2 separate regions of the Mus musculus genome follow, and region 1 is linked to region 2. Evidence: chromatin loops called from intact Hi-C (ENCODE). Cell type or tissue: left cerebral cortex. All regions are shown on one strand. Each heading gives the region's core, and the rest is flanking DNA. Links, peaks and the distances in the headings are about the cores only. Region 1 overlaps Slc28a1 (solute carrier family 28 (sodium-coupled nucleoside transporter), member 1). Region 2 holds the start of Sec11a (SEC11 homolog A, signal peptidase complex subunit).

Evidence for each region. Hi-C counts contacts between places; a loop is a spot of excess contacts. Peaks named below come from ENCODE experiments on the same cell type or tissue, not always from the same donor. Only the 100,000 strongest peaks of a DNase experiment are listed, where the experiment ranks them.
Region 1: it touches region 2 in a loop (9-fold over the local background); 3 of 42 quality-filtered maps call a loop at or near these places.

Annotation. Positions count from the first base shown.
Region 1 is chr7:81,150,897-81,160,413 of GRCm38, reverse strand. It overlaps Slc28a1 (solute carrier family 28 (sodium-coupled nucleoside transporter), member 1), which reads right to left. Exons shown (of 18, transcript NM_001004184.3): 11 at 6,889-7,014. Among named protein-coding and RNA genes, the nearest start is that of Slc28a1, 41 kb to the right of the region's middle. In left cerebral cortex, for the core only: a CTCF peak has its summit at 5,192 (motif pointing right); DNase peaks (open chromatin) are centred at 2,792 and 5,205.
Region 2 is chr7:80,943,436-80,952,818 of GRCm38, reverse strand. It overlaps Sec11a (SEC11 homolog A, signal peptidase complex subunit), which reads left to right and starts at 5,269. Exons shown (of 6, transcript NM_019951.1): 1 at 5,269-5,417. The coding sequence starts at 5,367. In left cerebral cortex, for the core only: no CTCF peak of the experiment used is centred there; DNase peaks (open chromatin) are centred at 5,003 and 5,207; H3K4me3 peaks cover 2,089 bases; H3K27ac peaks cover 970 bases.

The DNA of each region.
Region 1 (9,517 bases), core at 720-8,719, 210 kb before region 2:
AGATATACATACATATATACACATATGTACACACATATAAGATAAACATATATCACACATACACACATATAAGATACACATATATACACACACATATACATACATATATACACACACATATAAGATACACATATATACACACATACATACACATATATAAGATACACATATATACATACATATACACACATATATACACACATATACACAAATGTAAGATACACACATATACACACATATAAGATACACATACACACATACAAGAGACACATAAAAACAACAACAGAAAAGAGTGGTCACTGCTTCCTTAAAAATACAATACTTCTGCAAGGTAGGCCAAGCAAGTGACACTACCCCATCTACACACAAAAAAACTGTGGCCCCGGAAAAATAACTATGACCTGCTCAAAATAAAGGGAGAAGAATTAAAATCTAGCACAGCCTTTGGCTTTGATTTCATGGGTTCTCCTCCTTGCCCAGACTGTCTCTCTTTGACCACTAATCCTATTCTGGCTGAGGAGTTTGTGACAGATTCAGACAACGCTCCAGAACTTTTAACTGTTGTTTTGAGGTCCTTAGAAGATGGGATGAGATGAGAGCCATACCCAAGCTGCACGAATATACAACTTGGGCTAAGCCCAGAGGGTTTCCTTCTCTGTTCTAACTAACCCTAGGCTTAGTCCTGGAAGTTTCTAGCCTCTGTACAATCTAATCTTCCAAGCTGACTGATTCAATGCAGCTTCTCTCAGCTTTGGACTGAACTGCTCTGCTTGGTTTCAAACTAACTCTGACAATATGTTCTAATCGTCTGGCTCCTTCTTATTCTCTGGCTCACCCTGTCTTCACTTGCAACCTGTCTCTGTAAAAGTGTCCCAGTAAAACCGCCTCCCCCACCCCGTCTCTCCCTGCACTGCTGTCACGTAGCCTCTTCCTCTACTTAAAGGTGTGTCATTCCAGCCAGGTCACACAGACCTAGAAGGTCTTTGGATGTGATCCACTGCCAGAGCAGCCATGTTGCTGGATTAAAATTCCTCTACAAGAACTGAGTTGGGATGGATGAAGCAGCTAGCCCATCCCTACCTCTGCGTAGCTTCTGTGCGGTAAAGGAGTATAACCCCTATCTCCTATTTTTGAATACCTACAGGGACAGGGAACTCACCACTGCAAGGCAGCCTGTCTCACTCCTGTATTAGGGAATTGGCCTCTTTCAACAGCACGGAGGCACTGGGTCTGTCTCTATAAATCACACTGGACAAGTACTCCAGCAAGATCATAAACCACCACCAGCTCTGAGGGGGTGGGGCACTTCCAGAACACACAGTCTCACTGCTCCCGAGATAGATGAACAGCCGTCCCTCCACTTAGCTACTCACCACACTGAAATCAGAATCAACCATCTAACTAACTAACAAGGAGCAAATAGCCTGTTCTTTTAAGGATTTGTTTATTTGTTTTGTGTCAATGGGCGTTTTGCTACACGTATGCAAGTGGAGCATGCGAGCCTGGTGCCTGTGGAGGCAAGCAGAGAGCCTCAGATGTCCTGAGACGGGAGTCACAGATGATTGTGAGCTGCCATGTGGGTGCTGGGAACAGAATGTGGGTTCTCTGTTAAGAGCAACCGACGCTCTCCCCCACTGAGCCATCCTGAGAATGGTCTCTGGAAATTGATGCTTCTCAGAGTAGTGCAGTAAGGTGGGAAAGTGCCCACAAAATTGCGTGAAGAGCAGGACTGTAACTATGGGAAACACAAACACCAAATTGCCCAGAAGATGTCCAGAAAGGGCCCCTGATTGTCAGTACACTGGCTGTCCCTAGGAAGGGCCCCTGACTGTCAGCACACTGGCTGTCCCCAGGAAGGGCCCCTGACTGTCAGCACACTGGCTGTCTCCAGGAAGGGCCCCTGACTGTCAGCACACTGGCTGTCTCCGGGGAGCTGGGTTTGAAGTGATTTTCTTTCTTGGTGCTTTTTGATATCTTTCAATAGGTCCATAACTCTATACTATTTAAAAAAAAAACAGAAAAGCAAAATAGATCTTTTCTCCTTAAATTTTGCAGTAAGCCAATAGCAGTTTTTAGATTTTAAGTAGAAAGTTCTATGATGCAGCTCGGGCAGAGTGTTTGTCTAACCATGCAGGGAGCACTGGGTTCCGTCACCAGTTACTACGTGAGCTGGGAAGGAGGGTACAGTCCTGTAAATCTAGCACTCTGGGTGGAAGGATCAGAAATTCAAGGGCATCCTTGGTTATGTAGTAGCCTAGAAACATGAGACTCTGCTTTTAAAGGGCAGGGTGGGGAGATGGGGGAGGGAGAGATGCCTTCATAGTTAAGAATTCTTGCTGTCTTGCAGAGGACCTGAGTTCAGTTCCCTGCCCCACATCAGGCAGCTTGAGGTAGATGCCCTTCTCTGGACATGGTGACATATGCCTTTAGTCTCAGCAGAGGCAGGCAAATCTCTGTGAGTTTAAGACCAGCCTAATGTATAGAGTGAATTCCAGGCTATTCAGAGCTACACAGTGAGGCCCCTGCCTCAAGCGGGAGTAGGGAGAGAACGGGAGGTGAGGTTACATGGGCTCAGGCTAATAAAGGCAGAGGGCATCTGTTCTCAGGGAACAGACAGGAATCCATGAAGCTGAAGGCCTGGAGCTTCAGGCCCTGAAACCCTCCTTCTTTGTCTAAACCCCACTTGTTTCTCCTTACTCAGAAGCAGAAACCGCCTAGGGTGTGAAAATGAAGTCCCTCACGAAGGCTTGGTCCTCAGCTGCCTCAGAGCCTGGAGGGAGCTGCACTCACCAATGAGTCAATCCATCTCCACTGACTGTGAGGAAAACCTGGCTGGGAGAAGTAGGTCACTGGGGCATGCCTGTACATCTTACACCCAGACTCTTCTTTTCTGTCTCTCTGCGTCCCTGACTGCCCTGAGGTGGACTGAGGTGGACAGAACCATTCTACCACACCGCCTCTGCAATGATCCATCTCAACACAAGCCCACAGAGATGGGGCAAAGTGGGTGGAAACCTCTAAAGGCATGATCATAAGTAAAATACATCTCCATTTTTCAACTCTCTCTGGGGCACTTTGTCCTAGTAACAGAAAGCTCGCTTGCACACCATGCGAACGAACCATCAAGAGGCCCAACTCCTCTTCCCTGCCACCAGCACTAGATGGCAAGCCCAGCACCCTGATCCCTCCTGGAGGAGGGCAGTCGGGGTGGTGCCCTCTTGGAACTTTCAGGGCTTCAGTTGTCTCCTCCCTGGCAGCTCAGCACCATCGTGGACACTGCCACGCCTGAAATAGGAGGTTTCTCCGTCTGCCAGTCTAGACCCTGACCTCTTCCTTCAGCTTGAAGAGTACACCCAGCTTGTAAGCTTGGATTTTAGGGGGGACACACATTCCAGAGCCATATGGCCACAGCCTCAAATCCCACAGTGGCCGTTCCTGCTCTTGATGGAGATGCAGGACTTCTGCATGCAGGCAGTGAAGCTGGTGCTGGTTCATCCCACACCAGCCTATTGTAGCTCCCCCAGCCCTGCGTCCAGGAGCACAGTCAGGAATGCCTTCCATCTCAGCCACCCAGGCCTCCCTCCACCCTCTACAAATAGGACATGAGCACACCACCTTGCAGAATGGTATTTAGTGAGAAAGGAAACAAAGGAGAGATTTCTGGTCTGTTTTGGTTTGGGGGGGTTGTTTGTTTGTTTGTTTTTGTTTTGTTTTTTGTTTTGTTTTTTTGGTTCTTCAAGACGAGGTTTCTCTGTATAGCCTTGGCTGTCCTGGAACTCACTCTGTAGACCAGGCTGTCCTCAAACTCAGAGATCCACCTGCCTCTGCCTCACGAGTGCTGAGATTAAAGGAGTACACCACCACTGCCCACCTTCTGATCTTAATATGGTCACTTTTCAGCACCATGCTAAGTGTTTTCTGACCATTTTCATCTATCCTTTGTGGCCAGGTAAACAGTACGTCTGTTCATTTACAGATATGGAAACTAAGCAACAGAGTCGCTTTGATCCTGAGTACAGGATCTTGCAAATCCTTGTTTCCCTTGAGGGGCAAATCAATAGGAAACATGAGTGACCAACTCCTGAATGTTACCATGACCAGCCTGGGTTCAAGACCTCTGCACTGAGAGACCAGCTTGTTTGGATTTGCAGAGAAAGTTGGTATCTATCCTAGAGCCTTTGGAACAACAGCATAATTGGAAATGTATGTGGAGGTCATAATGAAATGATTCAGTCAAGTGACACTTGGTGCTGTGTGACAAAAGAGAAGACCTAGGCTGGCACTGTCCAATACAAACTCAACAGAGACCATATCTGTAATTTCACTCCTGCTACATTCTTTAGATTCAGTCTTGTGTAGCCCAGGCTAACCTCAACGTTGCTATGCAGTTGATGGTGACCTCAAGTTTGTGGTCCTTCTTCTTTACCTCCCAGGTGATGGGCCTACATAGCATGTAACACCACCCAGAAAAGCACCAACACGGTTACTGTGGCCAGCAGTCACATGTTTAAAAGTGCAAAGAAAGCCAGGCTGGGGGTACCAGTCTGTAACACTGACTATTTGGGAGGCAGAAGCAGGAGGTCACCAGTTCAAGGGCGGTCTAAGTAACTTAGTTAGACATTAAGAAAAAAAGGGGGGACTTAGCTCAGTGGTACAGGGCTTGCCTAGCATTTGGGATTGAGGCCCTGGGTTTGCTCTTGAGCAGTGAAGAAAGAATACTGGACACCTCATCTTAAACTGCCCATGTTTCAAGTACTCAGGAGTTCATGGCTACTGTGTTGGACAGGTCCTGCTACTATCCAAATACCTGCAATAGAAAGGATGTGGCCAAGGGTCAGAGGCTGAGCCACAAAGAGAAATCTGTGGACTGAGGGGACCATTGAGATGGCTCAGTAGGTAAGAGCACTTGTCATAACAAGCCCTGGTTCAATCCCCAGAACCCACGGTGGAGGGAGAGAACTGACTCCCTCCTACCCACACAAGCGTGCCTCTGACACGTGTGCCCCTGTGCTCATACACAAGCAATATAGTAAAAACGCTTTGGAAATAAAGAGACCATGAACTGGGAGTGTGGCTCAATGGCTTGCCTAGCATATATGGGGTCCTGAGTTTAAAAGCCAGCTGTACAAAACAAAGGAAAAGAACCTGGGAGGCTCCTTGGGAAGGCAGTGACAGCTAAGGCCCGGCAGGGGGCAGAAGAGAGCCTCTCTGCAGCCAGGGACAGAAGAAGTAGAGCGGAAGGTCCCTCTGTTAGGTGCTTTCCCAGACCCTGCTATGGCTGCCGCCTGGGGCTTTCCCTCTGTAGATCAGACTGGCCTCAAACTCAGAGATCTGCCAACCTCTGCCTCCCAAGAGCTGGAATCAAAGGTGTGTGCCACCACCTCCTTTGGCTTTATTTTATTTCTTTTAGTGTGGTAAGATACCTCCTTGCCTTTTAAGTCCCAGTTAATGACTAGAGGTGTCTGCAAAGCTCATGTGTCTAGAAAGAACACGGGGTGATTTTTAAAACAGATCACAAGGCCCAGAGCAAAGTTAAGATGTTTAAAGACCTTAAGATATGCAGGTAGCGTGTATATATGTCACTATTAAACCGTTTTACCAACAAAGTTTGGGGTTTCAAATTTCCTATGTTTAGGGTTTTTTTCTTTGATTTTTGAGGCAAAATAGCCTTCAGTTCTACATATAGTTAATGACCAAGGACTTCTGATCTTCCTGCCTATGCCTCCCAAGTGCTAGGATTACAGCTCTTTTTATTTTATTTTTTAAAAGATTTTAAAATTTATTTTTATTATATGTAAGTACACTGTAGCTGTCTTCAGACACCCCAGAAGAGGGCATCAGATCTCATTACAGATGGTTGTAAGCCACCATGTGGTTGCTGGGATTTGAACTTTGGACCTTCAGAAGAGCAGTCAGGTGCTCTTACCCACTGAGCCATCTCACCAGCCCCTGAGCTCTTTTTAAAAAATGAAATTGGGGCTGGAGAGATGACTTAGTGGTAAAGAGCAGTGACTGCTCTTCCAGAGATCCTGAGTTCAATTCCTGGCAACTGCATGGTGGCTCACAACCATCTGTAATGGGATCTGATGCCCTCTTTTGGTGTGTCTGAAGACAGCTACAGTGTATGTAAGATACATAAAATAAATAAATAATTTCAAGAAAAAGTAATATAAATAATATAAATAAATAATTTCAAGAAAAAAAAGAAAAAGAAAAAATGTGTACACATACACACACACAAGTAAATTTTTTCTCTGCCTATGTGAATTTAGGGTCCAATTTGTAATACTGGATTGGCCCATGAGAGGATTATGATATACATCATTTAGGAGGGCAGATCCCCAGGGAAAGCCTATGGAAAACTGAGCATGAAATTTGGAGTCAGATCTGGGTTCAGATCCTGGCTTTAACCATTAATTTATTCTCTGAGCCTCAATTTGCTTATCTATAAAACGGGGATATTAAAGCACCCAGCATAGTGCCTGATACATAATATGAGCTTAGTAAATGGAATTCTGGGAATCTGACCCAGGGGCCATTTGAAAAGTGTAGCCAGCTCTCTTTAAGCTCTGACATTTCTTAGCCCTCCTTTTCTCTCTCCCTTCCCCCTCTCTTCAAGTGGCCATGGCCAGCCTCTCTCTCCTTCTACCTTCTCCCCCCCCCCCCCGCCTTTCTACAATAAAACTCTAAAACCATTAAAAAAAAAAAAAAAAAAAAAAAAGGTCTAACCAAGTAGTTTAGCCCAGCAAGCCTGCCTTGCTCAGGCAAAGCTGGGCTTTGAGACAGAGAGGGGACATCCCATGACTGCTGTGATTAGGAGCTTGTGGGGCTTCCAGAAAGGCAGTTTCAGGGCTTTGGCATAGCCCAGCAGAGAAAAGTTCTACCTACCCCAAAGGAGATGTAGGCGCCCAGGAGGCTGCCAGCAATAGTAGCATAGCCTCCAGTCATGACAACGTGAACTTCAGAGAGTGTCATATCTGCCAGATAGGGCCGGATCAGCAGTGGAGCTTCAGTCTACAAAGAGTCAGAAGGCAAGCAGTGAGCTGCCGCGGTGGCGGCTGGGTGATGGTCACAGGTTTTTTGTTTGTTTGTTTTGTTTTGTTTTGTTTTGTTTTGTTTTGAGACAGGTCATGGTTCTTGATGAAGAATCTCAGAGGAGACAGAGGGTGGGTTTCTAGTCAGCTGAGCCTCTCTGGGCCCCATTGTCCTCCCTCCTCTGTGATAGGACCTGCATACCACCACCCTACCCTACCCGTGTGTGTTGACACTTACCGTGCTCCTCACACCCAGGCACCTCCCCCTCTGTGCTTACAACCTAAGACAGAAAGGACTCTTATTTTCCAGGGAAGCAAACAGAGGCCTGGGAAGGGATGCAAGCCCGATCTGCACAAAGGGGCTGAGCCTTCACTGGGCATTTGCTTTGGGGCTTGTGTAGAAGTCTGGGCTACTCTTTATCTAATCCAGCTATGGAGCCCTAGCATTCTTGGTACTGCTTTGCAGGACGGGGAGATGGGCGTATGATGGTTAATCTTCATGTTCAACGTGACTGGGCTTAGAATCATGGTGGAAATACGCTCCATAGTGCATCTGTAAGGGTGTGGTCAGAGAGGTGTAACTGAGGAAGGACGACCCACCCACCCTGAATGTGGATACACTATCTCGTAGGCTGGGGCTCCAGAATGAACATAAAGTAGAACGTTATAGGGGATGTGGAAATCAACCTTGTGAGGGAAAAAGTGGGATAGAGAGCGAGGTGCCTCAGGCTCCTGAGACTCCTCAGAAAGTCCTGATCTGCTGTAGTCAGCATTAGACATAAGATGGCTCGTAGAACACCGGTGAACCAACAAAAAGGAACCGCGGCCAGGGGTTGGCTGCTTCCCCTAACTCCTCCCACTTCTTCTGAGTAACCTCATCAGACGGGACTTTCATTGGAGCCCAGTGACAGTGTGGTGAGAGATGATTGGCCAAGGATTTAGGGGCTTGGGATTGGCTCAAACATTGTATCTAAGCCTATGTGCTGGGTAATAATCTCGGATCTGTGCCCTGATGCTGGTCTCCAGAGTCTAACTGCCTGAGCTGGGTTCGGTCACATAACTCTGTCGCCGCTCATCCCCCTCCCATCCTCAGTCCTACACCCACAGACAAGTAAGCTGAGCACCCATATTTTCCGCACACCCCTTCCTACATTGTGACCAGCTGCCTCACACACACCGCCAGGCCCTCTCTGCCATGATAGCCTGTACCTCTACACTGTGGGTCCACAGGCATCTCCTTCCTTCCTTAAGTTGTTTCTGTAGGGTGCTTTATCACAGAGAAAAGAAAAGCAACCAATACCTGGAAGCCACAAGAACGCCTTCCTGGGAGCAGGAAGTGTGTGTGGAGGTATAGATACGCTGTGATTTTAGAGGGTGATAGAATCTATGAAGATAGGTGAGAAAAACAAGCCTCATGGTCAGGGAATATCAGCACCGGTCTCTTTGAGGGTGTGGCACTGGGTTAATGTTAACTGAGACCGGAAGGAGTCAACTACACAGACTGATGATGGCTCAGCCGCCCAGAAAGACCAGAGGCCCTGAGACAGGAGTAAGCTTGACCTGAAAGATCCTGACATAAAGTAGAAACTCATGTAAGCCCCCGACTTGTGTCCTAAATGGACATCACTATTGGCACAAAGTAAAAGTTTAACTTGCTCCATTGTTTCAGGAAATGTTTGTACAGAGTGCTCGGACCATTCCTTAAATCCGCTATGCTTGCCAACCGCTATAGCCCACTGCCAGACGTTTGCGGTTTGGTTGCTGGGCTGAATTTGGAAAATTTCCCCCAAAACTTTAGATTGAGCCAATCCTGAGTTGCCCCATATACCAGCCGTTAGCCAATAGAGTTGCATCACCCCTGCGCCATTTTGCTCACAGCTGCGCCTGCACATGATTCCTTCCTTGTACCCCTCCCGTACCCATTCCTTGTAAATCTCAGATCAGGAAATCGAAACTTACCTGATTGGTTGCTCAGGGGCATGTGATCTGGAAGTCCCCTCCCTTCCCCTTCTCCTTTTCCCCCTTGAGGGCCCATAAAAGGAGGGTCCCATTTCCCTTCCGGTTGACTTCTCTATCCCTGCGTGGGATACGAGTTGTCCCCAGAGCTCTGGCTTTCCTGAATAAAGCCTCATGTGATTTGCATCAAGCTTGGTCTCTCCTGAGTTCTTGGGAGTCCGCAGTTGTCCCGAGCCTTGAGTGAGGGTCTCCCTTGGGGGAGACGCAGTTCTTGTCCGACAACAACGCGCTGGAAATCTAGAGCCTCATTGCAAGGGTCCCTACATCGTGCTGCTAACCACCCCCACCGCTGATAAAGTAGAAGGCATCTCTGCATGGATCCACGCCTCCCACGTGAAGCGAGCTCCTGAGCAACCCCAAGATGATTGGGAATTGGAAAAGACTGCTGATCCTCTTAAACTGCTGCTTTTTTAAGAAAAAGAGTGACAACCCGCATCAGCCCATGACTCTCACTTGGCAGGTACTAT
Region 2 (9,383 bases), core at 1,384-9,383:
GTCACCCAAGTAGATCTTGGAAGTGAGTGGCCTTCAGTCAGGAACCGGCCAACGACACTGGCTGCAAGTTTCTGAGACCAAAACAAAACAAAAACACCATGTTTTTTATTTTAAGCTATTGGTTTTAAACACATTTCTTTCTTCCTTCCTTCCTTCCTTCCTTCCTTCCTTTCTTTCTTTCTTTCTTTCTTTCTCTCTTTCTTTTTTTTCTTTGGGGGGGTGTTTTTTTTAGTTTTTTGGTTTTTCAAGACAGGGTTTCTCTGTGCAGTCCTGGCTGTCCTGGAACTCACTCTGTAGACCAGGCTGGCCTCAGACTCAGAAATCTGCCTGCCTCTGCCTCCCAAGTGCTGGGATAAAAAGCAAGCACCACCACGTCCGGCCTTAAACACATTTCTTATTTTGTTTGGGTATGTGTGTGCCTATGTGAGTTAATGTTCACCACATTTGTACAGGTGTACTCAGAGGCCAGAGGGCATCAGATCCCCTGGAACTGGAGTTGCAGGTCGCTGTGAGCTTCCTGGTGTGTGCAAAGTTGTAAACACAGGTCCTCTGCAGGATCAGTAAGTGCTGTCTCTCCAGCCCCTTGAGTTGCTCAGTTTTTAGGACAACTTGTACAGACACAGATACCTAATTTAGCAGGTAAATGCAAATGAAGAAAAAGGGCCTAGCATGTTGGCTAATTTTTCTGTCTAGCACAGTGGGTAACTTTGTTTGTTTGTTTGTTTCTTTCTTTCTCTTCTTCTTCTTCTTCTTCTTCTTCTTCTTCCTCCTCCTCCTCCTCCTCCTCCTCCTCCTCCTCCTCCTCCTCCTCCTCTTCTTCTTCTTCTTCTTCTTCTTCTTCTTCTTCTTCTTCTTCTTCTTCTTCTTCTTCTTCTTCTTTTTTTTTTGGTTTAGCAACTCAAGACACTGCTATGACACTCTCTTTATTGGTGGCTCTCAACCTTCCTAAGACTGTGACCCTATAATATAGTTCCCCATGTTGTGGGGACTCCCAAACATCATATTATTTTCATTGCTACTTTATAACCATGATTTGAATCATAAAGTAAGGGATCATAACCCACAGGTTGAGATCCTCTGTTCTATGACATGCCATTGCGTAATGTCCAACAGTATCTTTTGGCAAAGGAATTTTGCCAGAAAGATTATTTTGTTTTCTTGTTAACCATGTTTATCATTAACCTTGCTACTGGTCTTACAAGCGTCTTGGTAAGAACACTTCGATCAGTTACTGTGCTGGCTCTGACAAGTGAATTCTAAAGGATGGCTTCTAGAAAGCTTTTCTGATCGTGAAGAAGGAATCCTGGGAATGATATATTAAGAACCATTATGTGTACACTTTCCTGTCTTAGAGAAGTCTGTTCTAGCTGGGTGATGGTGGCACAGGCCTTGAATCCCAGCACTCACTTGGTAGGCAGAGGCAGAGGAATCTCTAGTCTACAGAAAGCAAGCTAATTTCAGGACAGCTAGAGTTACACACAGAAATTCTATCTTGAAAAACAACAACAAGTCTGTTCTAATGTTCTAATTACCAGCATGTTTTTTTGCATTAGTTTATTTTGTGTACACATGTACCTGCATGTGTAGGTACACAGTAGGTGCAATGGAGCACTTGTAGAGGGTCAGAGAACAACTTGGGTATTGAGGTCAGAGGTCAGTTTGTTAGGCTGCAAGTACTTTTACCTGGTGAGCCATATCAGAGGCTCTTTTTCTTTTCTTCTTCTCCTTCTCCTTCTTCTCCTCCTCTTCCTCCTCCTTCTTCTCCTCCTCTTCCTCCTCCTCTTCTTCCTCCTCTTCCCTCTTCTTCCTCCTCCTCTTCCTCCTCCTTCTCCTTCTTCTTTTCATTCTTGTTCTTCTCCTCCTCCTTCTTCCTCTTCCTCTTCTTCTCCTCCTCCTCCTCCTTTTTCTCTTTCTCCTCCTTCTCTTTTTAAACATTCAAGTTTCATCAGCTTTATGGCTCTACTCTCCTCCTCTTCTGTTCTCCCCTTTCTCACTGTGGGACCCAGGCTCAGCTGGAATTCCTGGGCTCCAGTGATCCTCTGGCTTTGGTTTCCTAAGCAGTGGGCAGGAGGTTTATGCCCTACCACACCCAGTTTAGGCTGCTGTTTGAGCAAATGTCATCAAGATCACCTGATAAAACTTGCTCCTAGAGGTTTACCATATTCCATATTAGCATGTTTTTATTAAGCTGCTCACCAGAAAGCAACAGACTTGTGGATCAGAGAGCAGACATCTTTAAGCTAGATTCTTGGTCAATTTCTTATTGAGTTTAAAAGTTCAGTACTTGAACTGTAGAGACAGTTGAGCAGGTTAAGGCACTTGCCACCAAGGTTGACAACCAGAGTTCAATTCCTGGAATTGTGTGTGGTGAAAATAGAGAACTGACTCCTTAAAGTTGTCCTCAACCCGCACATGGGCACTGTGGCATGTACAAGCTCCTCTCCAATCAATCAATCAATCAATCAATCAATCAATCAATCAATGTGATTTTTAAAGAGCCAGGTGCTTGTGGGCATGGTAGTGCATACCTTTAATCCAAGCACTTAAAAGACAGACGCAGGCAGATCTCTATGAGTTCAAGGCTAGCCTGGTCTACACATCTAGAGAGTTCCAGGTTAGTCAGAGAAAATCAATGAGGTCAGTCTCAAAACACAAACAAAAAAACCAAAGCAATCAACATAACTAAAAGCAGCATCCAATACCCTGGCTTATGTTTTGTACAACTTGTCTAAGCTCCCAACCCACGTTTGTGCGTTGGTTGTCAGTATAACAATAAATGCCAAGTTTAGCATGTAACGTACATGAAAAAACACATTGCATTAACTATATTCTTTAAAAATTACTGCATTTGCCGGGCATGGTGGCACACGCCTTTAATCCCAGCACTCAGGAGTCAGAGGCAGGCAGATTTCTGAGTTCAAGGCCAGCCTGGTCTACAAAGTGAGTTCCAGGACAGCCAGGGCTACACAGAGGAACCCTGTCTCGAAAAATCAAAAAAAAAAAAAAATCACTGCATTTATCATGTGTGAGCGCATGTGTGGCACGGTTAATGTGTGGAGGTCAAAGAGCAGTTTTGGGGAGTCCGTTCTCTTCTTCTGCTGTGTGGATCCTGGGTATCGAATTCATGTTTTGAGCCTTGACAACAGCCCAACATCAACTGCATTCTCTCTATTGGGTATGTATTTAGATAAACTGTAGCAGCAATACAATCTGAAAAAAAGAAAATACATTTTGGCCAGTTGTGATCCCAGCCCTCAGGAAGCTAAAGCTAGAGGCTTCTTGTGAGTTTGAGATCAGTCTGGCCTACAGAGTACATTCCAAGTCAGCTGGAACTGGACAGAAACAAACACAAAACAATCCAAAAAAACCCCACAAAAACCCAGGAGGGCTTAAAGTTTCCAAGTGCTGGGATCACAGGCATGTACCATCTGTTCTAGCAACAACCTAAATGGTTTGTGTGTAAGTGCATGTGTGTATGTGTGTGTGCATGGATGCACACTCTCGTGCATGTGTGTGTTCGCATGCCTGTGGAGGCCAGAGGACAACTTCTGGTATTGTGACTCAGCTGTTGTTTACTTATTAGAAAAATTTAGAGATTTTATTTTTGCAATTTTAAAATTATGTTTTTGTGTGTGTGCCTGGGCATGGGTGTGTGCATATGAATATGTGTCCATAGAGTCCAGAAGAGGGTGCCAGATCCCTTGGAGCTGGAGTTACAGGTTAGCTACTAAAAATGGGTGCTAGGAATTGTACTGGAGTTCTCTGGAAGAGCAGCCAGTGCCAGGGATCTGTCTGTCTCTGCCTCCCAGCACTGACATTACAAATCTATGCTACTATGCCCAGCTTTTTTTTTTTTTTTTTTTTTTTTTGGTAGCATCTCTCTATTATGAATCTCTGGCTGTCCTGGAATTCACTATTTAGACCAGGCTGGCCTCGAACTTGCAGAGATCTACCTGTCTTCCCCCCATCACCCACTTGTACGAGATGCTTTTAAAGCTTCCCAACTAAATAGCTTATTCACCTTTTTTGGACCCACAGGATTTTGAGCTGCTCTTGGGGCTCTTCAAGGCACAAAATACAGGGTCAAAGCTCATTCCCACTTAATTTGAACTTAGGTTGAATTTAACACTGACAAGCTTATGTGAAGGTTTCTACTAGCCAGAATTTAGATCGAGAACCACATCAACAGTTATTAATGAAGAAGTCATTCTGATACACATATCTGGTACTGTCACGGAAGCTGGGATACCTATGGGGCACCCCATGGGGGTTTCTATGTATTTTCTTTTATAAAACTTTCTAACTTGGAAATTCTAAACATTTCCTATCCCATCTCAGTAAATGTAAGGTTTCTACTAATAGTTGAAGATAGTCTTTCTCTCTTTCCTCTCTTTAAATTCAAGTACTGATTTTGTGCCTTATACATGCCAGCTGTGCGGCCACCACTGGGAATTTAACAGTGAACAAGACATCAGCGGTTTCCTTTCCATTCTCACACCTACTTTATTGTGCTATAATTCACATACCATACAGTCCACTAAGGCGCACAATTCAATGGTTTTAGTATATACATGGAGTTGTACATCTATCACCCACCAAAAGAAACCCCATGGCAATGATGTCACTTCTAATCCCCGCCCCTGTGAAAATTTGCGGGTCAAATAAATGGCTCACATCCAAGTGTCAGGAGACAAAGCAAATCACTGTTGGTAAAGGTCAAAACTGAGACGGGTCTTCCTGGCCACCTGCACCACCAGTGCCCTCATGACACTAAGGCATCTTGTGATCAATTGGCGTGTGTGTGTGTGTGTGTGTGTGTGTGTGTGTGTGTGTGTGTGTGTGTATACAATGCTTTAAAAGACACACACAGCTTCCGGTAGCGAACCGCAGCGTGCTCCACCTGAGAACAAACAGCAAGGCACCACGTCCCGAGCCACACCCGTGCCCCAGCAGCACGCAGGAAGACACCGACTTCGCGCTGGCGCAGACTCGGCTTCCGATTGGCCAGGCCTGTCCAAGGGCCCGCCTTCCGCACGCTGTGGGCTTAGCTAACCTAGGGTCACTGTCTTCGGGAGCCGCCGCGCGGGCTGAGCACAGAAAGCAGCCTTCAGCCGGTTCTCGGCCGGAGAAGGCTACGGTCCTTTTTTGACAAGGCCAGGCCCTGGGCTGTTCTAGGGGGCTCACAAGTCATTCTTTGTCCATTCTCTGCTCAGAAGGGAGGAGCTTCGCCTGCTCCCGCCCCGGAAGCGGAAGTGCAGGCATCAGGGGGTTCTGTCCACGGTGAGCCCGGCCCGTGTTGCAGCGGTCCCTCTTGGTGGTTCTATCGCGCCCTCTTGGCTGCTAGTTGTCGCGCTCTCCATCTCACCATGCTGTCTCTAGACTTTCTAGACGATGTGCGGCGGATGAACAAGAGGCAGGTGAGACGGGCCGCCCTCTCTCTCTCTGCCAGGGTTCCTCTGGTCTCTTTGCCGTTGCGGGGCGCCCCGCGGATCTCTGGGCGGGATTGAGGGCCTGCGTGGGTCGGTTGCCTGTATGGATCATTTCTTTCTTTGCAGACTGTAGGTAGCCAAGACCTCTTTGCCCCCATTCATAGCACCAGATTCGGGGGACCGAGAGGGAAGGAGAGAACCTTTGCGATCCCTTCCCCCCGAGGAGGCAGGGGAGTAAGTGAAAACTATAGGGCGCTTTGTAAGTGGGAGTTTGGGACACTGTAAAGCGGCAGACTTAACCGTTTCTGGTGGGGCTCTGGGGAAAGCCATTACAGGTCCCACAGGAGCCGTTGTGTTGCTTTCATTGTGTAGCCACCTTTCAGCCCAGCTAGACCTCAGTGAGCTTCATCCATTTTAACTAGGGTCACTCTAAGCTCGGAGTTGAATCTGTTATACCACTTGTGTGCCAGTTTCCTTGGCAGAAAGGTGACAGTCCACTGAATCTTTGATGATAGATGTCAGTGGAACAGAAATCTTGAAACTTAAATCAGATTTTATCCTTCAGTCTTGCTGTCTTCTAGCTCATGTGTTAGAAGGTACTGAGAACACGGTCACCTTTTTGTCTCCTGAACCGAATGTTCTGGTAGCAATTGACCTTTTCCCTGCCTCCCTACCCCCCTCGTATTTTGGTATTAAGAATTGTCTCATTTAAAGATTTGGTTTATTTTGGAACAGGACTTTGTTTTGCCCTGTTTATAATTATTACATAGAAAAGTAGGTCCGTCTCTTCTTAGACATACATACAAAATTGTGAGACATTCCAGTCAGAACAGCTTTAAGGAGTAGCTGTCACTTAACTGTCTTCTGTATGGACTCCTATTTCGGTGATGGGGATCAATACCAGGGCCTTGCATTCATCACAGGCTACCAGAACCGCGCTTCTAGTTTTGAAAGACCTTATTTTTATTACTTTATTTCGAGACAGAGTCTTGCTATGTAGTCCTCCTGCCTCAGCCTCATGAGAGGTAGATTTATAGATATATGTCACAACATGGCATCACTGGCTGGTATGACTCTGCCCTGTTGCCTGGAACTCACCGTGTAGCCCAAGCTGGCTTTGAGCTGGACTCCTGCCTTCGCATCTTGAGTCAGGGTAAATAACCGTATTTTCTTTTTTAAGTTTGTTTGATTGTTTTTCAAATGTGCTGAAAATCATTCCTAGCACTAGGCAAGTGATCTGTCACTGAGCACATGTATCCTCCATCTGGAAAGACCTTTTCTTCCTTCCTTCCTTTCTTTCTCCTCCTCCTCCTCCTCCTTCTCCTCCTTTTTTTTTTTTTTTTTTTAGATAAGGCCTCACATGTAGATGAGGCTGGTTTGGAAATCAGAGATCCACCTGCCTCTGCCTCAGCCTCTCTCTGCCTCTGCCTCCCAAATACTGGGATTGAAGGCATATTGGTGACACCATCCTCTCTTATTCCATTCCCAGAAATTTTGTGTATGTGTATTGCTGGTGATCATACTCAGGGCCTTTCATGTTCTTTGTTTGTTTTGAGACAGGGTTTCTCGTCCTGTTCTTGAACTTATTCTGTAGACCAGGCCAGCCTGGCACTCTGCCTGTCTCTGCCTCCCGAGTGCTAGAATTTAAAAGCATATGCAGCCAACTACCTCCCCAACCCCAACCTGGTCTTTCAGTTTCTAAGCATGTGCTCTTCCAGTAAATTATACCTGTAACCCTTGTTTTTAAAATTCTTTACTTTTAAGAAGTGTGCATGTTCACCATGTGTGTGTCTGCTGCGGGTGAGGCCAGAAGGCGGCACTGGGCCCTGTGGAGCTGGCCTCACAGTTGTGAGCCGCCATGTGGACACTGAAAACCAAAGCTAGATCTTTTGCAAGAGGAGCAAGTGCTCTCAACTGCCAAGCTGTGTCTCCTGCCCTTTACTTATTTTTTGTTATTATTGAGTGTGTGTGAATATGGGTATGCAGAGCTACAGACTGCATGTGACAATGGACAACTTGTGGTAGTTGGTTCTCTTCTACCACCTTCTTGAGGCAGGGTCTCACTTGTTCCTGCCATTTTGAGTACCCCAGAGTAGCTGGTCCTTGAGCTCCCTTTTAGAGTATATTTATTTTGTGTGTGCATATGTGTGTATGGGTGTGAGTGTGCCATGGTGAACGCGTGGAAGTTAGAGATTGACTTGGCAGAATCAGCTCTTTCTGCCAGGGACTCAGGGATTGAACTCAGGTCATCAGGCTTGGCACAGCGCCTTCACCAGTTGAGCTATGCTGTTGCTCGCCCCTGGCGTTTTGAAAGACAGCTTTTCTTGAACCAAGCACGATAGTACACATCTATAATTCCAGCATTTGGAAGGCTGAGCCAACCTGGGCAACATAATTGAAAGCTGGCATGCAATTAAAGGAGAAAAAAAACAACCAACCAACCAATCAAACCACCAAACAAAAATTCTACAACTGAAACCCGTGGTGGTACAACTCCAATCGCGCTTTGAAAGTGGAGATTGGGGGGCTGGAGTTTGTGTTCAGAATTAAAGGGTTAAAGGATGACTTCTGGGATTTGGCTCTCTACTTCCTTTCCTGTGGGTCCTGGAAATCAGGCCTACACCTTCATTCTCTGAGCCGTCTCTTCATAGACGCTCCCCGCCCCCCAAGATCACCTTTGAACTGGGGCTTTGCTTTGCTTTTTTTTTAAGATTTATTTATTTACTATATGTAAGTACACTGTAGCTGTCTTCAGAAGAGGGCATCAGATCTTATTACGGATGGTTGTTATCCACCATGTAGTTGCTGGGATTTGAACTTTGGAAGAGCAGTCAGTGCTCTTCACTGATGAGCCATCTCTCCAGCCCTGCTTGTTTTTGTTGTTGTTTGTTTGTTTGTTGTTTTAAGTTTTATTTATTTTTATTTTATGTGCATTGGTGTTTTGACTCCATGAATGTCTGTGTGAGGGTGTCAGATCCCCTGAACTGGAGTTGCAGACAGTTGTTGAGCTGCCATGTGGGTGCTGGGAATTGAACCTGGGTCCTCTGGAAAACAGCCAGTCCTCTTAACCATTGAGCCATCCTCTAGCCCCAGCTAGGGCTTTTCTTAATCTATGAATCTCAGATTTGTAGAGTTTATCTATTTCTAAAAAGGTTGATAAGTCCTAAAAAAGATTAATATTATGTCATTAACATGTCAGAAGGGGGATTAAGAAAAGATAGCCGCACACAACTATAATTTCTAATTTGTAGACAAAATAGAAAAAGCATAGGTGACAGTGAACTAATAAAATAGAATGTGATGAATTTAGGACATTAATATTTTGTTATTAATATAATATACTAATTTCTTTTTTGATTGCATTGGAAATTGATTCATGGACTTCAAGCGTGTTAATCACACACATCACCTGATTTACACACCTATTCCCCTCCCTAACCAATTTTCTTTTTCTTTCTTTGTATATGTGAGGGGTTAACATGGGGTGTTGTCTTCTGTCGCTCTCCACCTTACTTCTTTAATATATTAACTTTATTCTCCAAGTTTTGAAACCAAGAGTACTTATCTGTGCTGGTAGCACCTCAGTTACATATTTCTGTATTAAGAAACAATGGTAAATTTGGGGTGGATCTATTATGAATCTATATAGAATCACTTGGATAGAAAGACTTAATTATGGACAATTTCTTAAATTTTAATTTATTTTATGTTTTTAATATGTTTTTATGTAATTCAGAATTCGATTACTTTCACCTTCCATTTCCTTTTCTCAGCCCCTCCCAGGTACCTTCCTTTAAACCCTTCGTGTCTTTTCTACTTTTAAATTAATAGCTTTGTTTTCTTTGAGTATTATTGTTACAAACATACATATGTGCGTGTGTATGCATGCATATGCACAAATAAATATAAATATAGCCTTTTGAGTGGTGTGTATGTGGTTTAAAGGCTGGCCAC